Regions from separate parts of the Homo sapiens genome. Here all the other regions are linked to region 1. Evidence: read pairs that join two places in POLR2A ChIA-PET (ENCODE). Cell type or tissue: Panc1. All regions are shown on one strand. Region 1 has its middle 19 kb from the start of AKT2. Region 2 has its middle 49 kb from the start of MAP3K10. Region 3 overlaps AKT2 (AKT serine/threonine kinase 2).

Region 1 (8,000 bases):
CTAAAAGCATTTGCAATCAGCTATTGCCCCAAATTGCTTCTTCAAGATTCATGGAAATGACTCTGACAAGTAGTCTGGAATAGAAGGTCCTAATAAACTTATGATTATAACATTGGACTGGGTAAGAATTTCCAAAACTCTAGTGGAAAAACTGGACTCAGAAAACTGCTGACTCGACTAGGTGTGGTGGCTCATGCCTGTAATACTAGCACTTTGAGAGGCCCAGGCAGGCGGTTCATTTAAGGCCAGAAGCTCGAGACCAGCCTGGCCAACATAGAGAATCCCGATCTCTACTAAAAATACAAACAAAACAAAAAAATTAGTTGAGTGTGGTGGTGCACACCTGTAATCCCAGCTACTCCAGAGGCTGAGGCACGAGAATCGCTTGAGCCCGGGAGGTGGAGGTTACACTGAACCGAGGCACTCCAGCCTGGGTAACAGAGCGAGACTCTGTCTCAGAAAATAAAAAGAAAAAGAAACCCTGCTAACAACATCAGGAAGAATAAGAATTACATGGGACTGAGCTGACAGATTATAATTTTTTTTTAATACCTACAGTATTATAGTGCCATAGGCATAGTTTGATGGCAAGTCCCTGGCTTCATAACCTTGAGAGGCTTTTATTTATTTATTTATTTATTTATTTATTTATTTATTTATTCTTGAGACAGAGTCTCGCTCTGTCGCCCAGGCTGGAGTGCAGTGGCATGATCTTGGCTCACTGCAACCTCCGCCTCCCAGGTTCAAGAGATTCTTCCTGCCTCAGCCTCCCGAGTAGCTGGGATTACAGGAACCCACCACCATGCCCAGCTAATTTTTGTATTTTTGGTAGAGACGAGGTTTCGCCATGTTGGTCAGGCTGGTCTCAAACTCCTGACCTCGTGATCCACCTGCCTCAGCCTCCCAAAGTGCTGGGATTGCAGGTGCGAGCCACCGCGCCTGGCCTGAGAAGCTTTGCCTGGCCAACATAGAGAAACCCATCTCTACTGAAAATACAAAAATTTGCTGGGCATGGTGGCCCACGCCTGCAGTCCCAGCTACTTGGGAGGCTGAGGCAGGAGAATCACTCCAACCTGGGAGGTGGAGGTTGCAGTGAGCCAAGATCACTCCACTGCACTCCAGCCTGGGTGACAGAGCAAGACTCTGTCTAGGAAAAAAATCTTAAAAAAAAAGGTCCAATCTGGGCCAGGCACAGTGGCTCATGCCTGTAATCCGAGCACTTTGGAAGGCCGAGGCAGGTGGATCACTTGAGGTCAGGAGTTGGAAAACAGCCTGGTCAACATGGAGAAACCCCATCTCTACTAAAAATACAAAACATTAGCCGGGCATGGTGGTGGGCACCTGTAATCCCAGCTACTCAGGAGGCTAAGGCAGGAGAATCGCTTGAACCCGGGAGGCAGAGGTTGCAGTGAGCCAAGAACGTGCCACTGCACTCCAGCCTAGGCGACAGAACAAGACTCCATCTCCAAAAAGCAAAAAAAAGAATCTTTACAATCAATCATTATTCTTACTGCTCTTACATAAATAATCAGGCCAAGTTTAATAAGAGACCAACCTTATTTTGCAACAAATTGATATTTTTTTCCTTGAAACAGGGTCTTGCTCTATTACCCAGGCTGGAGTACAGTGGTAGGATCACGGCTCACTGCAGCCTCCACCCCCCAGGCTCAGATGATCCTTCTGAGGTCAGCCTCCTGAGTAGTTGGGACTACAGGCATGCACGAACATGTCTAATTTTTTTGTATTTCGTGTGCCACCACGTCTGATTTTTTTGTATTTTTTATAGAGATGGGGTTTTGCCATGTTGCCCAGGCTGGTCTCCTAGACTAAAGCAATCTGCTTCTGCCTCGACTCCCAAAGTGCTGGGATTACAGGCATGAGCCACCACTCCTGGCAACAAATTGATCTCATTGTGATTGTGTCTGGCAGAAATGGGGGTGACTGTACAAAGAAAAATCATGTTTCAGAAGAAAACTATAGTGTATCCATTATTAGATTCTAGTTCATTGTTGTGGAGGGTTTGTTATTTACCTGGAAACTTGAGTGGATCCTGAATTCTTCCAGTTTCCTCAAATGTCTGGCTATGACTCTCCAAACTAACATTTCCAGTCTTTCTCCCTTCTGACTTGGAGTTACTGAAAGTAAGACTTCCTTTCCTGAAGCCCTGCAAGCTAAAACTAGAAGACTTGATAGAGACTTCAGATAAATCACCACAAACACTTAGGTATACACCACCTTCATGCCTACCAATATACAAACTAATCAGAAAGTTCACTGGGATCACACCTATAATCCCAGCATTTTGGAAGGCCGGGGTGGGAAGACCACCTGAGGTCAGGAGTTCAAGGCCAGCCTGGGCAACGTGGTGAAACCCCATACAAAAATTAGCCGGGCGGGGTGGCGGGTGCCTGTAATCCCAGCTACTTGGGAGTCTGAGGCAGGAGAATCGCTTGAACCTGGGAGGCGGAGGCTGCAGTGAGCCAAGATTGTGCCATTGCACTCCAGCCTGGGCAACAAGAACAAAACTCCATCTAAAAAAAAAAAACAGGCCAGGCGCAGTAGCTCACACCTGTAATCCCAGCACTTTGGGAGGCCGAGGTGGGGGGATCACGAGGTCAGAAGATCGAGACCATCCTGGCTAACACGGTGAAACCCCATCTCTACTAAAAATACAAAAAATTAGTTGGGCATGGTGGTGGGCACCTGTAGTCCCAGCTACTTGGGAGGCTGAGGCAGGAGAATGGCGTGAACCCAGGAGGCGGAGCTTGCAGTGAGCGGAGATCATACCACTGACTCCAGCCTGGGCAACAGAGCGAGACTCTCAAAAAAAAAAAGGCCGGCACAGTGGCTCATGCCTGTAATCCCAGCACTTTGGGAGGCCGAGGCAGGTGGATCACAAGGTCATCGAGACCATCCTGGCTAACACGGTAAAACCCCGTCTCTACTAAAAATACAAAAAATTAGCCGGGCGTGGTGGCATGCGCCTGTAGTCCCAGCTACTCAGGAGGCTGAGGCAGGAGAATCGCTTGAACCTGGCAGACAGAGGTTGCAATGAGCCGAGATCGCATCACTGCACTTCAGCCTGGGCGACAGAACGAGACTTTGTCTGAAAAAAAAAAAAAAAAAAAAAAAAAAAGTTCACTGGAACCCCTAATGCAAATTGCAACCAGGAAAATCTGTGTCAAATTATCACTGCCTGCCCCTACTCCAACTGAAAATGCTTTGATCCAGCATCTAGAAATCATGTCAATTGGCTGCCCTCCAGGCTCAGAAACTAGTTTACAGATTGCTGCAAACATTAACCTTATTCTTTTGTTTCCTCTTATTAAATACCTGTTTGCTTGTGCCATACAGAGGCCTGACTGTGATGGCAGCCCACCTGCCACACCACCTCCTGGAATGAGACAGAACTGATTAATTGGACTGACCTAGTCCCAGGTCTCATACTATTCAAACACTAATCTGATTTTTCTGTCATCCACCACCAAATCAACTTTTAGCATGTGGAACTTCTAGAGAAGTTTCAGATAGGAGAAATGAAGAAGTTCGAGAAATGCCATCCCAAAATACATCCCTTTGATAGACTGATTACTTCAAATGGAGGGAACCTGGGGAACAGCAAGGGCAGGGAGGACTTTCTTTGACCTTCCCTTATCTACCTAAACACGGATCCTCCAAAAGGAACTTCAGTGTCACGAATCCCCTCCCCAGGAATCTTCTCAATCAGGAAAGATGAGCTCAGATCACAGGAGATGAGACTGGAGGTTGGCACCACGCCCAGATCTATTCTTCTGGGACAACTTTTCTTAACTAAGAGACTTATAATCTGCATAACAAGACAACTTTTATTCACCATACACTTCCTCCCTGCACCCTCCCATAATTTAGGTCACCACCACCTCCTAGAAGCCGCAAGCCCCTCTTTTTTCTGTAGCTCAGGATGCTATATAAGCTTCAATCATCTGGCCCTTCTTTGAATCTCATATATTGTGGGGCTCCTGTGCATACTTACTTAATTAAAATGAGTTTTTTTCTACTGTTAATCTGCCTTATGTCAATTTAATATGTAGCCCAGTCAAAGAACCTAGAAGGGTACAGGGAAGCCATTTTTTGCTCCCCTACACCAGGCACATAGTTGGGACTTGGGGATCAAAAAATATTTGTTTACCAAATGCAGTTTTGATTAGGAAGGTTAAAGCTCTGTACTAGGCTGATTTTTATTCCAGGTCTGAACTTGTCTGTTTACCGAGTTGGCCAGGCACGGTGGCTCATGCCTGTCATCCCAGCACTTTGGAAAGCTGAGGTGGGCGGATCACTTGAGGCCAGGAGTTTGAGACCAGCCTGCTACTAAAAATACAAAAAATTAGGCCAGGCGCGGTGGCTCATGCCTGTAATCCCAGCACTTTGGGAGGCAAAGGAGAGCGGATCACCTGAGATCAGGAGTTCGACACCAGCCTGGCCAACATAGCGAAATCCCATTTCTACCAAAAATACAAAAATTAGCCAGGCGTTGTGGTGGGCACCTGTAATCCCAGCTAATCAGGAGGCTGAGGGAGGAGAATCGCTTGAACCTGGGAGGCAGAGGTTTCAGTGAGCTAAGATCGTGCCACTGTACTCCAGCCTGGGCGACACAGTCAGACTCTGTCTCAAAAAAAAAAAAAAGGTAGATTTGAAATAGAAAAATCCTTACAACACAGCCTCCCACATTACTAAGAAAAACTGAAATAATATAAACACCACCTGATCTTTTTCAAGAAGAGAAAAATTTCACAGCTGCCCAGTGGATTTATAAACTCTATTCACTTGCCACAAGATGGCGCCACATGAGCTGGTCATCCCTGCAGAAACCCAGCTATGTCTTGCAGGCATCAAGTCTTCCTAGAGCAATTTGCGGGACCATTATATTTGAACATTCACTGTCTAAAAGGAAGCTCTTACACGACACCTAAATGCAACATGTTAAGTCACCAGGGTGTCTCGGAAAAGATAAATAAATAAATGTAACATGTGATCCTGAATTGGATTCCAAGCCAGGAGAAAAAACAGCAATAAGGAACGTTATTGGGACAATTGATGAAATTGGAACATGAATTTTGCATTAGATAAAAGTATCATGTCCATGTTAAATTTCTTGTTTTGATAGTTGTACTGTGCTTATGAAAGAGAATGTTCGGCCAGACATGGTGACCCACGCCTGGAATCCCAGCACTTTGGGAGGCTGAGGCAGGTGGATCACCTGAGGTCAGGAGTTCAAAGACCAGCCAGCCCACCATGGTGAAACCCCATCTCTACTAAAGAATACAAAAATTAGCCGGACGTGGTGGTGGGCGCCTGTAATCCCAGCTACTGGGGAAGCTGAGGCAGGAGAATCGCTTGAACCCAGATGAAGGAGGTTGCAGTGAGCCAAGATCGCACCATTGCACTCCAGCCTGGACGACAAGAGCAAAACTCTGTCTCAAAAAAAAAAAAAAAAAAAAAAAGGAAAGAGAATGTTCTTGATCTTAGGAACTACACACAAGTGTCCTGAGGTAAAGAAAGACACATGATGTTCTCCAACCTAATTCTCAAATGGCTCATAACACAATAGATATAGATGATGCATGTATCCTTATGGAGGGGAGAAGAGGGAACAGTAAGACAAATGGAACAAATTGTAAACAATTGGCAAATCTGGGTAAAGAGTATACAGAAATCCTTTGTACTCTTGTTACTTTTTTTTTTTTTCTGAGACCAAGTCTCACTCTGCTGCCCAGGCTGGAGCGCAGTGGCGAGATCTCGGCTTACTGCAACCTCCGCCTCCCGGGTTCAGGCGATTCTCCTGCCTCAGCCTCCTGAGTAGCTGGGACTACAGGCACCCACCATCACGCCCAGCTGATTTTTGTATTTTTAATAGAGACGGGATTTCACCATGTTGGTCAGGCTGGTCTTGAACTCCTGACCTCAGGTGATCTGCCAGCCTCAGCCTCCCAAAGTGCTGGGATTACAGGTGTGAGCCACTGCATCAGGCTTCTTGTTACTTTTCTAAAAGTTTACAATTATACTAAAATAAAGCATTACCAAAAAAGTTATTTTATAGCCTGTAAGAATGTCATTAAAATTTTTTTTTTTTTTTTTGAGACAGAGTCTTGCTGTTGCCCAGGCTGGAGTGCAGTGGTGCGATCTCGGCTCACTGCAGGCTCCGCCCCCCGGGGTTCACGCCATTCTCCTGCCTCAGCCTCCTGAGTAGCTGGGACTACAGGCGCCCGCCACCTAGCCCGGCTAATTTTTTGTATTTTTAGTAGAGACGGGGTTTCACCATGTTAGCCAGGATGGTCTTGATCTCCTGACCTCGTGATCCGCCCGCCTGGGCCTCCCAAAGTGTTGGGATTACAGGCGTGAGCCACCGCGCCCGGCCCTTTTTTTTTTTTTTTTTTTTTTTTTTGAGACGAAGTCCTGCTCTGTCACAGGCTACAGCGCAGTGGTGCAATCCTGGCTCACTGCAACCTCTGCCTCCCCGGTTCAAGTGATTCTTGTGCCTCAGCCTCCTGAGTAGCTGGGATTACAGGCGCATGCCACCATGCCCAGCTAACTTTTGTATTTAAGTAGACTCTGTGTTTCACCATGTTGGCCAGACTGGTCTCGAACTCTTGTTTTGAAGTGATCCACCCACCTCTGCCTCCCAAAGTGCTGGGATTACAGGCATGAGCCACCATACCCGAGCAGGTGTGTTTGTTTGTTGTTTGGAGACAGGGTCTCGTTCTGTCACCCAGACTGGAATGCAGTGGCATGAGCTCGGCTCACTGCAACCTCTGCCTCCTGGGCTCAAGGGATCCTCTTGCCTTAGCCTCCCTAGTAGCCGCCATACCTGGCTAATTTTTGTATTTTTTGTAGAGACAGGGTTTTGCCTTGTTGCCCAGGCTGGTATTGAACTCCTGAGCTCAAGCAATCCACCTGCCTCTGTCTCCCACAGTACTGGGATTACAGGAAATTTCAGAGATAAAATTAGGTATCAACACTGTATGCCAGGTACTGTTTTAAGCCTTTCACACTAATCGACTCATTTAATCCCCAAAACCATTCCATGGGATAGGTGCTATTATTACTCTCATCTTGGTTTTTTTGGTTTTGTGGCTTTTTTTTTTTGAGACAGTGTCTTGCTCTATCACCCAGGCTGGAGTGCAGTGATGCAATTTTGGCTCACTGCAACTCCACCTCCCGGGTTCAAGCAATTCTCCTGCCTCAGCCTCCCAAGTAGCTGGGATTACAGTCACCCGCCACCACGCCCGGCTAATTATTACTCTCATCTTAGTGAAGAGGAAACTGAAGAGAGGTTGAGTAACTTGTGGATCACACAGCTGTAGGATCAAGCTCTTCATAATAACACACAATCAAGAAGGTTTAAGGATGGCCAGGATATGCTCTACTGATAATTCAGGACCAAGTACTCTGTAAAATGTCTGGAGGGAGGAAAGGCAACTTTATTTATTTATTTATTTATTTAGAAACGAAGTCTCACTCTGTCGCCAGGCTGGAGTGCAGTGACACAATCTCGGCTCACAGCAACCTCTGCCTCCCAGGTTCAAGCAATTGTCCTGCCTCAGCCTCCAGAGTAGCTGGGATTACAGGCGCGTGTCACCACACCCGGCTAATTTTCTGTATTTTTAGTAGAGATGGGGTTTCACCATGTTAGCCAGGATGGTCTCGCTCTCCTGACCTGGTGATCTGCCCGCCTCAGCCTCCCAAAGCGCTGGGATTACAGGTGTGAGCCACCACGCCCAGCCAGAAAGTCAACTTTTTTTTTTTTTTTTGAGACAGAGTCTTGCTCTGTCACCCAGGCTGCAGTGCAGTGGCGCAATCTTGGCTCACTGCAACCTCCACCTCCCAGGTTCAAGCAATTCTCATGCCTCAGCCTCCCAAATAGCTGGGATTACAGGCGTATGCCACTACACCTGACAAATTTTTGTGTTTTTAGTAAAGACAAGTTTTCGCCATGTTGGCCAGGCTGGTCTCAAACTCCTCAC
Region 2 (8,000 bases), 160 kb before region 1:
TGAAAAATTACCATTAGTCAAATGTCACAGCAATAACTGTTGCAGACAAGATCCACCAATGGATGCTAAAATTTGTGGGCAAAAGTTTGAGAAGGAAAAAGACTTGTATAGTCTCAAAAAATCTCCTTCAAGATAGTTTTTAATTACCAAGGGGAAAATAGTAACTTTACAGTGGAGATGTGCAGCATACAGCAATTTAAGTGATCAAGGTCAGCATCACCAGCAATAAGATACACTGACATCAGGTGCCTCCTGATATCATGCACTGAGAAGGACACAACATCATTTCTGTGGCGTTCTTGGCAAAAACTCATAACTTTAGTCCAGTCATGAGAAAATGTCAGACAAGCCCAAATTGAGGAATATCCTATAAACTAACTGATCAGTACCATTCAAAAGTGTCAAAGTCAGTTGGGCATGGTGGCTCACACCTATAATCCCAAAGCTTTGAGAGGTTGAGGCAGGAGGATTGCTTGAGGCCAATAATTCAAGATCAGCATGTGCAACACAGTGAGACCCCATCCTGACAAAAAAAATTAGCCGGGCACCATGGCATGTGGCTGTAGTCCTAGCTACTCAAGAGGCTGAGGCAGGAGGATCCTCTGAGTCCAGGAGTTGAAGGTTGCAGTGAGCTATGATCGCACCACTGCACTCCAGCCTGGGCGACAGAAAGAGACCCTACCTCTTAAAAAAGCAAAGTGTCAAAGTCATGAAACACAAGCAAATACAGAGGAAATGTTCCTGTCTAGAAGAGACACAACAACTGAACACAATATGGGAGTCTGGAACAGAAAAAAGGAAAAAAAAAGGACATCAATAGAAAAAGTGTTAACATTCAAATAAGATTGGTAGTTTAGTTGATACTGTGATACCAATGTTAATTTCCTAGTTTTGATCATTGTGCTATGCTAATAACAATAGGGGGAGCAGGATGAGAGATATGTGGGACCTCTCTGTACTATCTGCACTTTTCTGCAAGTCTAAAATTATCTAGCATTACAGCTTCCACCTCACTCTCTGCGTTAACTTGCTCACCATCTGGCCCTCCCCACAGTCCCCATCATGTGGCCTAGCTTCCCCTAGAGCAAGTGGACCCAGAGGAGTGTGAGTGAGCCCCCTTGGAAGGGCATTCTCCAGTTCCTTTAAACCCTTCTGATGACTGAACCCCAGGCCAGTGCCTTCGAACCAGAACCATGTGGATAAGCTGCTCTCAAATACTTGACCCACAAAAAGTGTGTGAGACAATAAATGTTTACTGCTTTTACCTCCCAGATTTTCTTTTTGAAATTCAGAAAGTTGTTGTTGCACATAATGACGACTAGATGGCACCAGAATTCCAAGGATAGAAGCAGGCTGCCAGCATCATGAACTCAATTGCCTCTGAGTTTGTTTACAAATTTATTGCAATCCCAATACAGATATCATCAAGGGTTTTGTGTGTGTGTTTGTGTGTGTGTGTGTGTGTGTGTTTTCTTTTTTTGCCCCAGAGCTAGAAAGAAGCAGTAGCAGCCGTGGCTGCCACCAACTTAGGCAGTAGCTCTACCAAATACTTAAAACGATATAAGTGGCCAGGCGTGGTAGCTCATGCCTATAATCCCAGCACTTTGGGAGGCTGAGGCGGGTGGATCACCTGAGGTCAGGAGTTTGAGACCATCCTGGACAACATGATGAAACCCCATCTCTACTAAAAATACAAAAATTAACTGGGCATGGTGGTGGGCACCTGTAATCCCTGCTACTCGAGAGGCTGAGGCAGGAGAATCCCTTGAACCCGGGAGGCAGAGGTTGCAGTGAGCTGAGTTTGCACCATTGCACTCCAGCCTGGGTGACAAGAACAAAACTCCGTATCAGAAAAATTAAAAATAATAAAAATAATACAATAAAAATAAAACAATATGTGCCCTTGCCATGGTTGGGGCTAAAAAAAAAAAAGTAAATAAAAACAATATTTTAAAATGTGTTACTGATGCATAAATAAGCAGACAGATCAAAAGAAGGTTAGAAAATCCAAAGACAGAAGCAATTGCTGATGGAGATTTATATGATGATATAGTAATTTCTAATTCAGGAAGGGACTTTAGAAAAGGTTTTAATTTAGTAGTGTAGAAACAACTAGATGACCACGTGAAAACAAAGAAGCTTGAATGCATTTCCCACCCCATATACCAGATTAAATCCTAAACATATCAAAGATCTAAATGAAAAAACACAGCCTCACAGATAATAAAACACTGGTGAGTTCCCTCATTACCGGGGAGGGTGTAAATTTTCCAAACTATTACTCAAGATCCAGAAGCCATAAAAGAGAATTTTGTTAAATGACCAAACAAAAAAAAAACAAAAACCTTTTGCGTGGCCACAAAATAAGCCATACACAACCAAAAACTACAGATGACAAAATAAGAAAAATATTTACCACTTATATCACAGAAGAGAAAGAGTTAAAATCCCTAAAATATAAAGTGTCTAAAAATTAAGGGAAAAAAAACAAGAAACCTATTGAAAGCGGGCAAGATACATAAACAGAGAGTTCACGTTAAAAAATGCAAATGCCACCTAAATTTATAAAAATAGCCAGACACAGTGGCTCATCCCTGTAATCCCAGTACTTTCGAAGGGAAGGTGAGGGGATTGATTGATCCCAGGAGTTTAAGACCAGCCTGAGCAAGATGACAAGACCTTGTCTCTAAATAAAATAAAATAAATTAGCTGAGTGTGGTGGCACACACCTGTGATCCCAGCTACTCGGGATGCTGAGGTGGGAGGATGGGAGGACTGCTGGAGCCCAGGAGTTCAAGGCTGCAGTGAGCTATGATTGCACCACTGCACTCCAGCCTGTGTGACCGAGTAAGACCCTGTCTCAAAAAATAAAAAATAAAATATCACACCTGTAATCCCAGAATTTTGAGAGGCTGAGGCAAGCAGATCACCTGAGGTCAGGAGTTCAAGACCAGCCTGGCCAACATGGCATGGTGCATGCCATGTTGCAGCCAGGCAACATGGTGCAGCCAGGCATGGTGGCATGCACCTGTAATCCCAGCTACTCAGGAGGCTGAGGCAGGAGAATCGCTTGAGCCTGGGAGACGAAGGTGGCAATGAGCCAGCCGAGATTGTGCCACTCCACTCCAGCCTGACTGGCAAAGCAAGAGCCTGTCTCAAAAAATAAAAAATAAACTAAAGCTCAGCCTCACTCATAATAAAAGAAACACAATTAAAACTGCCCTGAGATCCTATTTCTCACCTAACAGATTAGCAAAAATCCAAATGTTGGACAGCCCTCTTGTTGGCAACGCTGTGGGGAAACAGGGACTCTTCCATTTTACTGATGGAATATAAAAAGATAAAACCTCCATGGAGGAGAATTTGGCAATATCTAGTGAATTTGCCCTTTGACTCAGCAATCCTACTTCTAGGAATTAGGTCCAAAGACACAGACAGAAATAGGAAACTTCATATGAACGTGCCTCTTCACTGGAGCCCTACGCATGATAGCAAAAAACTGGAAACTATTGCAATAGCCATGAAGAGGGTGCTGCTTAATTCAACTATGCTATATCCACAAATACAGAGCACTGTACAGCTGTGAAAATAAGATATATTAAGATTACATATATATGTGATGTGTGTGTATGTACAAGTGTGTACACACGTGTTTTTTTGTTTTGTTTTTTTGACTATTTGTTTGTTTTGTTTTGTTTTGAGACAGTCTTGCTCTGCCGCCCAGGCTGGAGTGCAATGGCACGATCTCAGCTCACTGTAACTTGCACCTCCCAGGATACAAGCCATTCTCCTGCCTCAACCTCCCTAGTAGCTGGGACTACAGGCACGTACCATGACGCCCTGCTAATTTTTGTATTTTTAGTAAAGATGGGGTTTTGTCATTTTTACCAGGCTGGTCTTGAACTCCTGACCTCAAGTGATCCGCCCACCTCAGCCTCCCAAAGGTCCTGGGATTACAGGCGTGAGCCACCACACCCGGCCCATGTGTACACACATATATAGTCACCTCCAAGATGTAGTTAAGTGAAAAAACCAAGGTGCAAATTGGTATGAACAGGATGTACCTTTTGCTCAATAGAGAGGAAAATGAATACATATGTTCATTGGTTTATATTTTCCAAGTAAATGGAATGTCAAAACAATTTTTGCGATTGGGACTCAATCACCCACAAAACAATGGTTTTGGTTTTTTGTTTTCTTGAGACAGGGTCTTGTTCTGTCACCCAGGATGGAGTGCAGTGGTATGATCACAGCTCACTGCAGCCTCCACTTCCTGGGCTCAAGCGATCCTCCCACCTCAACCTCCAGAGTAGCTGGGACTGCAGACGTGTGTGACCACGCCCAGCTAATTTTTTACTTTTTATAGAGATGGGGTCTCATTATGTTGCCCAGGCTAAAACAATGTCTTAAAGTAATTTAAGATATATTAATTTGACATAAATCCCTAATGGGGTATATCCTCCTGGAAAAAAAAGCACCATAAGAAAATCTTAAACTATATTTAGTCATCATATTACTAGTGATAGTATTGATATTTTAAAATTTTATATATGCACATATATATTCAGATATGCATATATATTCACATACTTCAAAACGTATGCTGATGTCACTACAATTCAAAATTCTCTTTTTTTCTTTGAGAATTCAACATTCTCTGAATAAGAAAAAAGAGGCATAATAATAACATTTTAGAAGTTGTAAAGGGCAAAACTAAACTATGGACACACATTTGGATAACTAATTACTATAAAGAAACACAGAGATGATTGCTATAAAAGTCAGGCTGGCCAGGCACGGTGGCTCACGCCTGTAATCCCAGCACTTTGGGAGGTCCAGGCGGGCGGATCACCTGAGGTCAGGAATTCAAGATCAGCCTGGTCAACATGGCGAAACCCCATCTCTACTAAAAATACAAAAAAATTACCTGAGTGTGGTGGTGCACATCTGTAATCTCGCTACTGGTGAGGCTGAGGCATGAGAATCACTTGAACCTGGGAAGTGGAGGTAGCAGTGAGCCGAGCTCATGCCACCTCACTCCAGCCTGGATGACAGAGTGAGACTCTATCTTAAAAAAAAAAAAAAAAAAAAGTCAGGCTGAGGGTTAATTTTGGTAGAGAGAAGGGAGGGGCTGGGCCTGGGCGCCTGGGCTAGGGCACGTGGAGAGGCTTATGAACAGCTGGCAAATTCTATTTCTTGACTTACATGTGGTTACAAGTGGCTTGCCTTAAAATAACACAATTTGTGTGTTTCGCTGAATTTCAGGAACTCCTATTTTAAGAACTTCCTGGGGTTTTTTTTTTTTTTTTAACAAAGAAATGTAGTACTTTGTTTTTTAAAAGGAAGATTTTTATTATATGAATCAATACCTAATAAATTAGAAGCAAAGCCTCTTGCAGAGAAAAAGATCCACCAATAAGGAGATCTGCGTTTCTTCAGGGGAAAAAAAAAATCATCTCCATCACAGAATTGAAAACAAAGGAATAATCGTACAGATTTGGGAAGCTGGGGACTTTGCCTTTGTTTTCCTTATTTTAAATTAGGAATGCTGGCTGATGAAATCAGAGCACCCTGTGAAAAGAACTGTACCAGACATCTTGATCAGCACCATTTTGGGCCTCTGCAATGTCAAATAAATTTGAATATATTTTTGCTTTTACAACGTTATGCTAGCTGTGAAACCACTTGAAATGCAGCATTTCCTGACAATGACAAAGCTCCTCCACGGGAAACTCTCTTTCTTTCTAATGTGTTAAGAAATAGACTTACATCAAAAAGAAAAGCATTCTCTATGAAACACAAACGCTTTGGAAGTGTCTAAAGGTGCCACAAAGGTTGCAATTCTCTCTCCACTTGCAAGAATTTTTTTTTTTTTTTCCCGAGATGGAGTCTTGCTCTGTCACCCAGGCTAGAGTGCAGTGGCTTGATCTCGGCTCACTACAACCTCCACCTCCCAGGTTCAAGCAATTATCCAGCCTCATCCTCCCAAGTAGATGGGATTACAGGCACATGCCACCATGCCCGGCTAATTTTTATTTTTAGTAGAGACGGGGTTTCACCATGTTTGCCAGGCTGGTCTCAAACTCCTGACCTAGTTGATCCACCCACCTCAGCCTCCCAAAGTGCTGGGATTACAGGCGTGAGCCACCAAGCCTGGCCTTTTTTTTTTTTTTTTTTTTTTTTTTTAAAGACAGGGTCTCACTCTGTTGGCCAGGCTGAAGTGCAGTGGTGTGATCTCGGCTCACTGCAACCTTGAACTCCTGGGCTCAAGTGATCCTCCTGCCTTGGCCTCCCAAGGTGCTGGGATTACAGGTACCAGGTGAGCCTTCACACCCGGCTCACTTACAAGATTATAGTGAGATCAAACGTGGAGAACTTCTGATCCAGATTCAAATGGTCTAGATTTATATTCTGGCTCCCTCACTTACTAGCTGCGTGACCTTAATCAAATCACTTAACCTCTCTGATTCTGTGACCACACACATAAAACTGAGATATGACAATGCCTACCTCCTAGAGGTTGTCATGAGAATAAACTGTTTTAACAGAAGTAAGACACTTAGGACAGGGCAAAGCTATCTTGAGCCTTACTAGGCCAAGGGACCAGAGAAGCTCAGATCCAAGCACTCCATACTGAGTGGCCATGCTGCAAAACTCCCACAAACCCCAAATCAACACAGATTGGCTGGGCAAGGTGGCTCGCACCTATAATCCCAGCACTTTGGGAGGCTGAGGTGGGTGGATCACTTGAGCCCAGGGATTTGAGACGAAAGAAAGAATGAGAGAGAGAGAGAGAAAGAGAGGAAGGAAGGAAGGAAGGAAGGAAGGAAGGAAGGAAGGAAGGAAGGAAGGAAGTTAGGAAGTTTATTCTCTTACTGTTCTGGAGGTCAGAAGCCAACAATCAGCTTCCCTGGGCAAGCAAACAAGAAAGAGAAAAGAAAGGAAATAACACAGATTTATTCTCTTACAGTTCTGGAGGTCAGAAGCCAGCAATCAGCTTCCCTGGGCTAAAGTCAAGTGGTTGGCAGGGCTGATTCTTTCTGGAGGCACTGAGGGAAGACCTTATGTCCTTGTCTTTTTAGCCACCCGTATCCCCTGGCTCGTGGCCCCCTCCTCCTTCTCCAAAAGTGGCCCTCGGCTGGGTGAGGTGGCTCATGCCTGTAATTCCAGCACTTAGGAAGACCAAGGCGGGTGGATCACCTGAGGTCAGGAGTTCAAGACCAGCCTAGCCAACATGACAAAACCCCATCTCCACTAAAAATATAAAAATTAGCCAGACGTAATGGTGAGCACCTGCAATCCCAGCTACTCAGGAGGTTGAGGCAGGAGAATTGCTTGAACCCAGGAGGCGGAGGTTGCAAAGAGCTGAGATCACACCACTGCACTTCGTCTCAAAAAACAAACAAACAAACAAACCCGCATCCCTCTAATGTTTGCTTCCATTGTCACATCGACATCCCTCTGACCAACTTCTCCTGTGTCCCTCTTGTAAGGATCTTTGTGATTCTATTCAGGACCCACCCAGGTAACCCAGGATCATTTCCCCAACTGAACAAACTTAATCACATCTGAGAGTCCATTTTGCCATATAAGGGAACGTTCACAGGTTCTAGGGATTAGGATGTATAAACCTTCTTAATTATTATTAATACTTAGCCAAGCCTTGTGGGGCAAGAGAAACTTTTTCTTTTCTTTTGTTTTTTGGTTTTGTTTTGTTGTTGTTGTTGTTGTTGTTTGTTGTTGTTGTTGTTTGAGATGAAGTCTCCCCCTGTCACCCAGGCTGGAGCTCAGTGGCACAATCTCAGCTCACTGCAACCTCCACCTCTGGGTTCAAGGGATTCTCATGCCTCAGACTCCCAAGTAGCTGGAATTATAGGAACCTGCCACCACACCCAGCTAATTTTTGTTTTTTAGTAGAGATGGGGTTTTACCATGTTGACTAGGCTGGTCTCAAACTCCTGACCTCAAGTCTGCCTCGGTCTCCCAAAATGCTGGGATTA
Region 3 (8,000 bases), 63 kb before region 1:
AGCCACCACCCTGGACCTTGGTGGGGAGCCTGGCGAATGAGGGCAGCCACCACCCTGGACCTTGGTGGGGAGCCTGGCGAATGAGGGCAGAAGCTCAGCCCAACTTCCCCAGTGTGAGTCCCATGTGGTGTGCATGCCACAGGTCAGCCTGGCGCACACCCTGCCACTAACCTTGATGTCGCGGTATACCACGTCCCGCGAGTGCAAGTACTCAAGAGCCGAGACAATCTCTGCACCATAAAACCGGGCCCGCTCCTCTGTGAAGACACGCTCCCGGGACAGGTGGAAGAACAGCTGCAGGAGGAAGGGGTGGGGAGAGGAGGTCAGGCCCCAGCCCACCCACCTGCCCTCACCTTCCCAGCCCCCTGCCCCAGCGCAGTGATGTGGTGACACCTGTATCATGAACCAGCAAGTGACAGCTAGAGGGACCAATCAAGGCAGAGCGCAGAAGCTCATAAGTGACACAGAGCTGGGGGGAAGGGCGAGGGTCTGCCAGGAGGCACCCATGAGAGGGTATGGGAGAGACATCCGAGACAGGAGGGAGGATGGCATGGAGGCAAAAAGAAGCACACGTCATGACCAAGTAACAATAGGCCATGGGCAAGCCCAGATCAGACAGATGAGCAAACCACGCATCCCAAAGCAGGTGTGCCAACCACTGCACAGAGAAGGCGCGAGGCAAGGAGTGGGTGACAAAAGTGAGGCGACTCTGTAAGGGGAAGCTGAGCGGCTGCGGGAATTCACTTCGAGAGGACACGGGAACGGAGGGCTGCTAGGTTTTAACCCTTGGGGGCTTTCTCTGGGGCCTTTAAGACCATCCTTCCCAGTGCTATCGCCCCACAGCCCTCTCCACACCTCTCTGGACTGGTTTGGACCTGACCCACCCACTCACTAGCTGTGTAAACTTGGGCAAGCCACTTAACCTCTCTGAGCCTCAGTGACTGCCCCCCCAAAATGGAGACGAAGCCGCCTGCCTCAAGGGAGAGGGGCACTAGATGACACTGAAATTTCCCTCCACCCTTCCATCTCACCCACAGCTCCTCTCCATCCCGCCCCACCCTAAAGAAGGAGGCCCCAGAGGGCAAAGTCAAGGCAGCCGCGGCTCACCTCACCCCCGTTGGCATACTCCATCACAAAGCACAGGCGGTCGTGGGTCTGGAAGGCATACTTCAGCGCCTGGGGGATGAAGGCAGCAGGGTGGGAGGTGGGAGGGAGGAGGGCTCTGCTGAGCCATGCCAGGGCAGGGCCCTGGCCCTGCTTATTCTGCACACACACACCCTGCCCTGGCTGGGGCCCCCAGGAGTCAGCCATATGGGGTTCACATACCGGCTGCACCTTTTGGGGCATTAAGTGAAGGCATGGCTCTGCGGTAGGAAAGGGTTACATGCTGAACCATCTTGTCCTCTGCCTCCATCAGGCACAGCCAAGGGAGAACTAGAGCTGTTCTGAGCAACCATGGCTCTTGTTTTTACAGTAAAATGTGTTCAACTTACACACACAAGTGATGTCTGCTGTGGCTGGGAGTGGCAAAGGCTTGGGAGCCAACTTCAATGACAGGATGGACAGGCTGTCAGTCAACAAACAGTAGTTCTCCACTGCACTAAGGAGATCTACAGAGAGTTCCTCAGAGACTCCCACCAGGGGGTCCTTCAGCTCATGACAACTCAACTATTCTGTTTTCTGCACTGAGGTACCTCATAAGATTTTATTTGAAAAAGTACTGTGGCTTAATAGGATACCTGGACAGCAACTGAGATAAAGAAATGATACATAAGCCATCCTCAATCTAGTCCATTTAACTGGTGGCCACTGGCCTTGATGGAGACTGCAGCCCAAACAGGCATCTACTCAGTCCAGGCTGACAGACAACACAATGCTAACACATCTGCTTCTATGAGCATATCTGAAAACAAAAACAAAAAAAATAATGTTTCCACTTCAACCAGCTGGGCTAAGTGCTCCTAACTCATAGAGACAGCAGCCAGCAAATAATGTGATATCTTCAGTTAGTTCAAATGCTTACATGAAGCCACCATCTATGAAGAAGCTGTCACCCTCCCACTCCCCGAGCCTGCTCACCCCCACCACATGTCTTGGTTCGGATGACTTGGCAGGGCGCAGCAACACCTTGCCCTGCCCGCCTGGCCTACCCCAAGACTGTGCTTTGTACCAGAAGATTAGGGCTCTCTCTCTGAGCTCTGTCCAAAGGCTGGCCTCACACTGTCTGGGAAGGGGAGGGCAACTCACAGTGAGGAACGGGTGCCTGGTGTTCTGGAGGACCCGGCTCTCGGTGACTGTGTGAGCGACTTCATCCTGCAGACAGACTGCGGGTGAGGGGCTGGTGGGCAACACCACACCTGCCCACTCCGCCCCGACGAAGGGGAGCAAGGCCTTGTGAAATGCAATTCCATTCCCAGCCATAAATGCAGAAAATCACAGGAGTGAAAAGTGAAAGCCTGCAAACCCTCAGCAAATAGCAGACCCAGACGAGGATCATCAGTGGCTCTCAAAGCCACAGGTGAAAAGTCAGCAGGAATGTCACAATGTAAGGACCAGGCTGCTAGGGACAAGACACCTGTGACGTCCCTGCAAGGGAGACAAACAGACATCACGAGAGCCCCGAGGTGCCACCACAGGCTGTGGGAAGTCCCACCTAGAAAGCATTCTTGCCCAAAGAAGGAAAAACAGTGCTTCTTGGTGTGGTCCCCACACAGCACCTCAGCACCGCCTGGGAACTGGCAGCAATGCAAATTCCTGGGACCTACCCCCAGGCCCACTGAGTCAGAAACTCGGGGTGGGCCCAGCACTGTCTCACAAGCCCTTTGGGTGACTCTAATTCAGGTTCTAATTTGGTACCTGACTGTACAGCAGAACCACCAGGAGTGGTTCCAAAAATCTGGAGCCACCTGCAGCAACGTGAACACAGGCTCTCTCTGGGGCAAGTTTATCCCCAGGGGACACCTGAGAATGTCTGAAGTCTTTTTTTTTTTTTTCCCTTTTTTTTTTTAGCTGGGGGTCTGGCTCTGTCGCCCAGGCTGGAGTGCAGTGGTGTGAACATGGGTCACTACAGCCTCAACCTCTGAGGCTCCACTGATCCTCCCACTTCAGCCTCCTGAGCAGCTGGGACTACAGGTGCACGCCACTATGCCCAGCTAATTTATTTTTATTTTTACAGAGACAGGGTCTTGCTTTGTTGCCCAGGCTGGTCTCGAACTCCTGGGCTCAAGCGATCCTCCCACCTCAGCCTTCTAAAGTGCTGGAATTACAGGCGTGAGCTGTGGCGCCCAACCCAAAAGTCATTTTTGATTGTCACAACTTGGGGAGCTAGTATTGGCTTCAGTGGGTAGAAGCCAGGGGTGCTGCTGAAACCCTAGAATGCACAGGGCTGCCCCGACAGCGCAGAATCATCTGTCCCAAAACGTTAACAGTGCTGAGGCTGAGGAAGGCTGCCTTAGGCCCAATCGTCACATCAGGAATGAACAGCTAATTTGGTTGGCTCTGATGGCAGCACCACATGATTATATTCTTTACAGTCTTCATCTGTCAGGACACATGTTCAAGTATGGATGAGTGAAGTGACGTGTTGTCTAGGACAGGCCTTAAAGTATTCCAGAACAAGAGGGACAGGCAGAGCTAAGGAAACAAGGCTGGCTAAACGCTGATAACTGGTTAAACTGGACAATGGCTACATGGGGGTCCGTAATATTTATTTTCTTTTTAAATTTTTGAATGTCTTTGGAATCTTCCACTACAAAAAATTCAAATAAGGGAAAAAGTAGAATTCCACTCCTGGCCCGGCCTCCACCTGGGATACCCTGAGCAAAGCCCGGGACTCCCCAACAGCGACGTCCTCCCCAACAGGCCCCAGCCTCCCTTGACAGTACCTGCTGGGTGGGGCCCCGAGGCTCTCTCTCTCCACAGGCACCCCCAGCCCCTAACATAGGGTGGAGGTGGGGACTCAGCAGCAAGGCCTGCTGCTCCTCTCTGGGCCTCAGGCTCCCCCTTTTCTGACTAGGGGGAATTTGTGGGGGAAATAAGCCCACAGCAGCAGAAAGCGCGGGTAAGCGTCCAGGCCTCAGGGTCAGGCTCCAGACCGCAGCCCCCACAGAGGCTCGCGAGCGCAATTCCCGGGGCACGCACCTTGGCAATGATGACTTCCTTCCGCAGGATCTTCATGGCGTAGTAGCGGCCAGTGGCCTTCTCCCGCACCAGGATGACTTTGCCAAAGGTTCCCTTGCCAAGGAGTTTGAGATAGTCGAAGTCATTCATGGTCTGCCAGGGACAGGGAGAGTGGGGGCAGTCAGCGCCTGGCTCATGGCCCGTGGGAGGAAATTTTAACAAAAGAAAGAGGAAAACCAAAAGACACTGTTGCCAAACGGCTTAGGCTGGAGCAGGAAGGGAGGCTCTGGGCAGCAACTGTGTGTTCTGAAGCGGCCTTCAGACCAGGCTCTGCAGGCACAGGGCCTTGGGAGGGCTGGGCTCTGACGTGGGGGTAGCCAGGTCTTCACCAACTCCCAGGACGAACCTGCAGTGGGTCCACCCAAGGTTGCTCCCTCCCCTACGGGCATGGAGCACACCCTAGGGCACCTGCCACCTGAAATCACCCCACCCTGCAGGGCAGCCTTGTCTCTCAGCTGAGCCCCCTGAACTGTGTTATGGAAACCAAGGAGAGCAGGCCAGCACTGGGGGTGGGGGCACCGCAGGCTGGCAGCCCCACCCCTGCTCCCAGCACTTACCACTTTAGCCCGTGCCTTGCTGACCGCCACTTCCATCTCCTCAGTCGTGGAGGAGTCACTGGGGGAGCCACACTTGTAGTCCATGGGGTCCTCGCCTGGGGCCCGCTGCTTGAGGCTGTTGGCGACCATCTGGATGGCCCGCATCCACTCCTCCCTGTGCAGGGACACACGTGAGTCCCAGCAGCCAGGAGTCCTGGGCCTCAGAGTCGAACAGCTGAGTGCCACCTCCCAGCCACCCCCAGCAACAGGCAAGCAAATGACCACATAACCATGGGAATTTGGGCAAGATCTGTCAGAACCAGAGAGAGCTGAAGGGACCTGAGTGAAATTCCACGCCAGGCGCAGTGGCTCATGCCTATAATCCCAGCACTTTGGGAGGCTGAGGCGGATGGATCACAAGGTCAGGAGTTCGAGACCAGCCTGGCCAACATGGTGAAACCCCGTCTCTACTAAAAATACAAAAATTAGTCAGGGGTGGCATTCGCCTAATCCCAGCTACTCAGGAGGCTGAGGCAGGAGAATTGCTTGAACCCGGGAGGCGGAGGGTGCAGTGAGCAGAGATCGCACCACTGCACTCCAGCCTGGTGACAGTGCGAGACTCCGTCTCAAAAAAAAAAAAAAAGTGGAATACCAAGAGCGATCACCAATTTCCCTAAAGTGACCTGGCCTGAGGGCCATTTGAAGCCAGGCAGCAGGGAAATGATCAAAAAGGAGTGACCCTCTCTTTTCACAGCCCCTTGAAAATGAGCCACCACCCTGAGCCTTGAATGAGGGAGAGAGAGTGCTCCTGTGAATTCTTCGGAACAAATGACAAGCTCAAGTTTATAAGTTACCAATGTTTTGTAAAGTTAAACCAAGAGTAAGAAGCAGCATTCATTAGCCAAAGGAGCTGAAGACACTGCAAGGCAAGAGCTGGCCCGCAGGACTCCCTGGAGGGGACAGTCCACTGGGAGCAGGGAGTCTGCATGGCAGGGACAGAGGTCCTGGCAGCCCAGGGATGTAGAGGAGAGAAGCTGGTGGACAAGAAGTAGGTCCCAGCAGAAGGGAGCCTGGTTTAAGAACAGTTAACTAGAGGCTAAGCACTGTGGCTCACACCTGTAATCCCAGCATTTTGGGAGGCCAAGGTGGACCAAGTGCTTGAGCCGAAGCGTTCAAGACCAGCCTAGGTAACAAAGCAAGACCCATCTCTTAAAAAGTTTTTAAAAAACAAAAATAAAAAATAAAAACAGGCCAGGTGCGATGGCTCACGCCTGTAATCCCAGCACTTTGGGAGGCCAAGGTGGAGGATCACTTGAGGTCAGGAGTTCGAGACCAGCCTGGCCAACATAGTAAAACCCAGTCTCTACTAAAAATACAAAAAATTAGCCGGGCGTGGTGACGGGCGCCTGTAATCCCAGCTACTCGGGAGGCTGAGGCAAGAGGATCATTTGAACCCGGGAGGCGGAGGTTGCAGTGAGCCGAGATCGCGCCACTGCACTCCAGCCTGGACAACAGTGCGAGACTCCATCCCAAAATAATAATAAAATAATAATAATAATAATAATAATAATAATAATAATAAAATAAAGAACAATAAACTAGTTCTGTCACTCATGGTTTAGAACTTGCTGAGAAAGAACTGTCTTTGAGCTGGGCTCGGTGGCTCACACCTGCAATCCTGGCACTTTGGGAGACTGAGACGGGACGATGGCTTGCATCCGGAAGTTTGAGACCAGCCTAGGCAACATGGATACCCACTTTGTAGAGACCAAAGATAAAAAATTAGCCAGGTGTGGGGGCACATGCCTGTGGTCTCAGCTACTCAGGGGGCTAAGGTGGGAGAACTGCTTGAGCCCAGGAGGTGGAGGCTGCAGTGAGCCATGATCATACCACTGCAATCAGCTAAAAAAAAAACAAAATAATTTTCTTTGGATACTTACAAACTGTTCTGTCTAATAAGTGAAAATGACCAGAGACCAAAATGAAAAATATATTAGGCTGAATTACACCAAATTGTCCACATCCCCCATTTTTGACCACACTGCAATTAGGTGTTTCAACCCAACGCATTTTGAACCCCCCGTGTATTTTGCTTGTATCTAGAAAATACTCATATGACCAACAAGAAAAATAAAATGTTCACTAAGAATGAGAAAATTCAGAGAGTGTAATCACGCAAATCCCAGTGATTTAAATAAGCCACAGGGAGTGCAGCCAGCCCTTCACAGCATCTTCCAGGATGGCCCCCGCCCCAGGGCAAGTGTCACTGCTCCTGTGTTCCTGAGACACTGGGGCCCCTACCCAAGGTCAGGCAGGGAACAAGTGTGGCTGGGACTGGGCTTCAAAATCCAAGCCGGGACACCCTGCTGGGCTGTATTCCTCCCCAGTCTCGTTTCCTGGTGTACCACGCGAAACTACTTCTATTTCCATCCATCCCACAACGCACCCTCTTCCACATTTTGACACTGCTGGAATGCAGATTAATCTCACAGTTGGGGTCTGTCTTGATTTAACTGGGCACGCCTTTTTCTTGGCACTATATGAAACAGGGTGCCTCCCCAATGACAGCGCCTTCGATTTGATGAAATATCACAGCAGTGTTTAATACACAGGCTGTCGTGAGGTAGAATGCCTGTGAGGCATCTGTGCAATGAGACATTCTGCAGCTGGGGGAAAGATTGAGGCAGGTCTGTATGCTGACTTGGGATGATCTGAGACTTCTTAAGAGAAAAAGGAAGGTGCAGGGATGGGCAAGGTAGCTCACTCATGTAATCCCTGCAATTTAGGAGGCAGAGGCTGGAGGACTGCTTGAGCCCAGGAATTCCAGACCAGCCTAGACAACATAAGAAGACCACGCCTTTATAAAAAATTTCAAAATTAAGGAAGGTGAAGAACAGTATACAGTTCTGTGCTCCTAAGTTAGAAAATAATGAACTTCTGCAGACACATGCTCACATAGGCACAAACATCTCCAGAAGAGAAGTCATGATCCTGGAGCCCTGCCTGCCTCCAAGGGAGGGGAACTGGGAGTCGAAGGAAAGGAACAGCCTCTAATAACAAATGGGAAGCACTTGCTATCATCAACTATCCCTACTCCCACCCATTATGAAGGAGGAACTGGGGCACAGATTGAAAAAACAGATTCCAGAAAAACAGCAGTTGCTCCAGGCTTGGTAGCTGGAATTACAAAAGGCACGCTGCCCTCCCCACCCACTCAGAGACTGGAGTCCCCATAACCCATCTATGTCCACCCCACGGAGGCAGAGATTTCCACCTGCTTTGAAC

What was found. Peaks named below come from ENCODE experiments on the same cell type or tissue, not always from the same donor. Only the 100,000 strongest peaks of a DNase experiment are listed, where the experiment ranks them.
Region 2: POLR2A ChIA-PET joins it to region 1 with 20 read pairs; 5 of 35 experiments call an interaction of 5 or more read pairs at or near these places.
Region 3: POLR2A ChIA-PET joins it to region 1 with 13 read pairs; 4 of 35 experiments call an interaction of 5 or more read pairs at or near these places.

Annotation. Positions count from the first base shown.
Region 1 is chr19:40,300,695-40,308,694 of GRCh38, forward strand. It overlaps a transcript of C19orf47 not described here. Among named protein-coding and RNA genes, the nearest start is that of AKT2, 19 kb to the left of the region's middle. In Panc1, no CTCF peak of the experiment used is centred here; a DNase peak (open chromatin) is centred at 4,837; H3K27me3 peaks cover 862 bases.
Region 2 is chr19:40,138,666-40,146,665 of GRCh38, forward strand. No RefSeq gene overlaps it. Among named protein-coding and RNA genes, the nearest start is that of MAP3K10, 49 kb to the right of the region's middle. RefSeq lists enhancers at 5,838-5,987, 6,608-6,657. In Panc1, no CTCF peak of the experiment used is centred here; DNase peaks (open chromatin) are centred at 1,366 and 6,476; H3K27me3 peaks cover 1,112 bases.
Region 3 is chr19:40,237,798-40,245,797 of GRCh38, forward strand. AKT2 (AKT serine/threonine kinase 2) reads right to left here. Exons shown (of 14, transcript NM_001626.6): 5 at 4,737-4,890; 6 at 4,141-4,272; 7 at 2,248-2,313; 8 at 1,108-1,176; 9 at 172-294. Among named protein-coding and RNA genes, the nearest start is that of CCNP, 15 kb to the left of the region's middle. RefSeq lists an enhancer at 4,283-4,784. In Panc1, no CTCF peak of the experiment used is centred here; no DNase peak of the experiment used is centred here.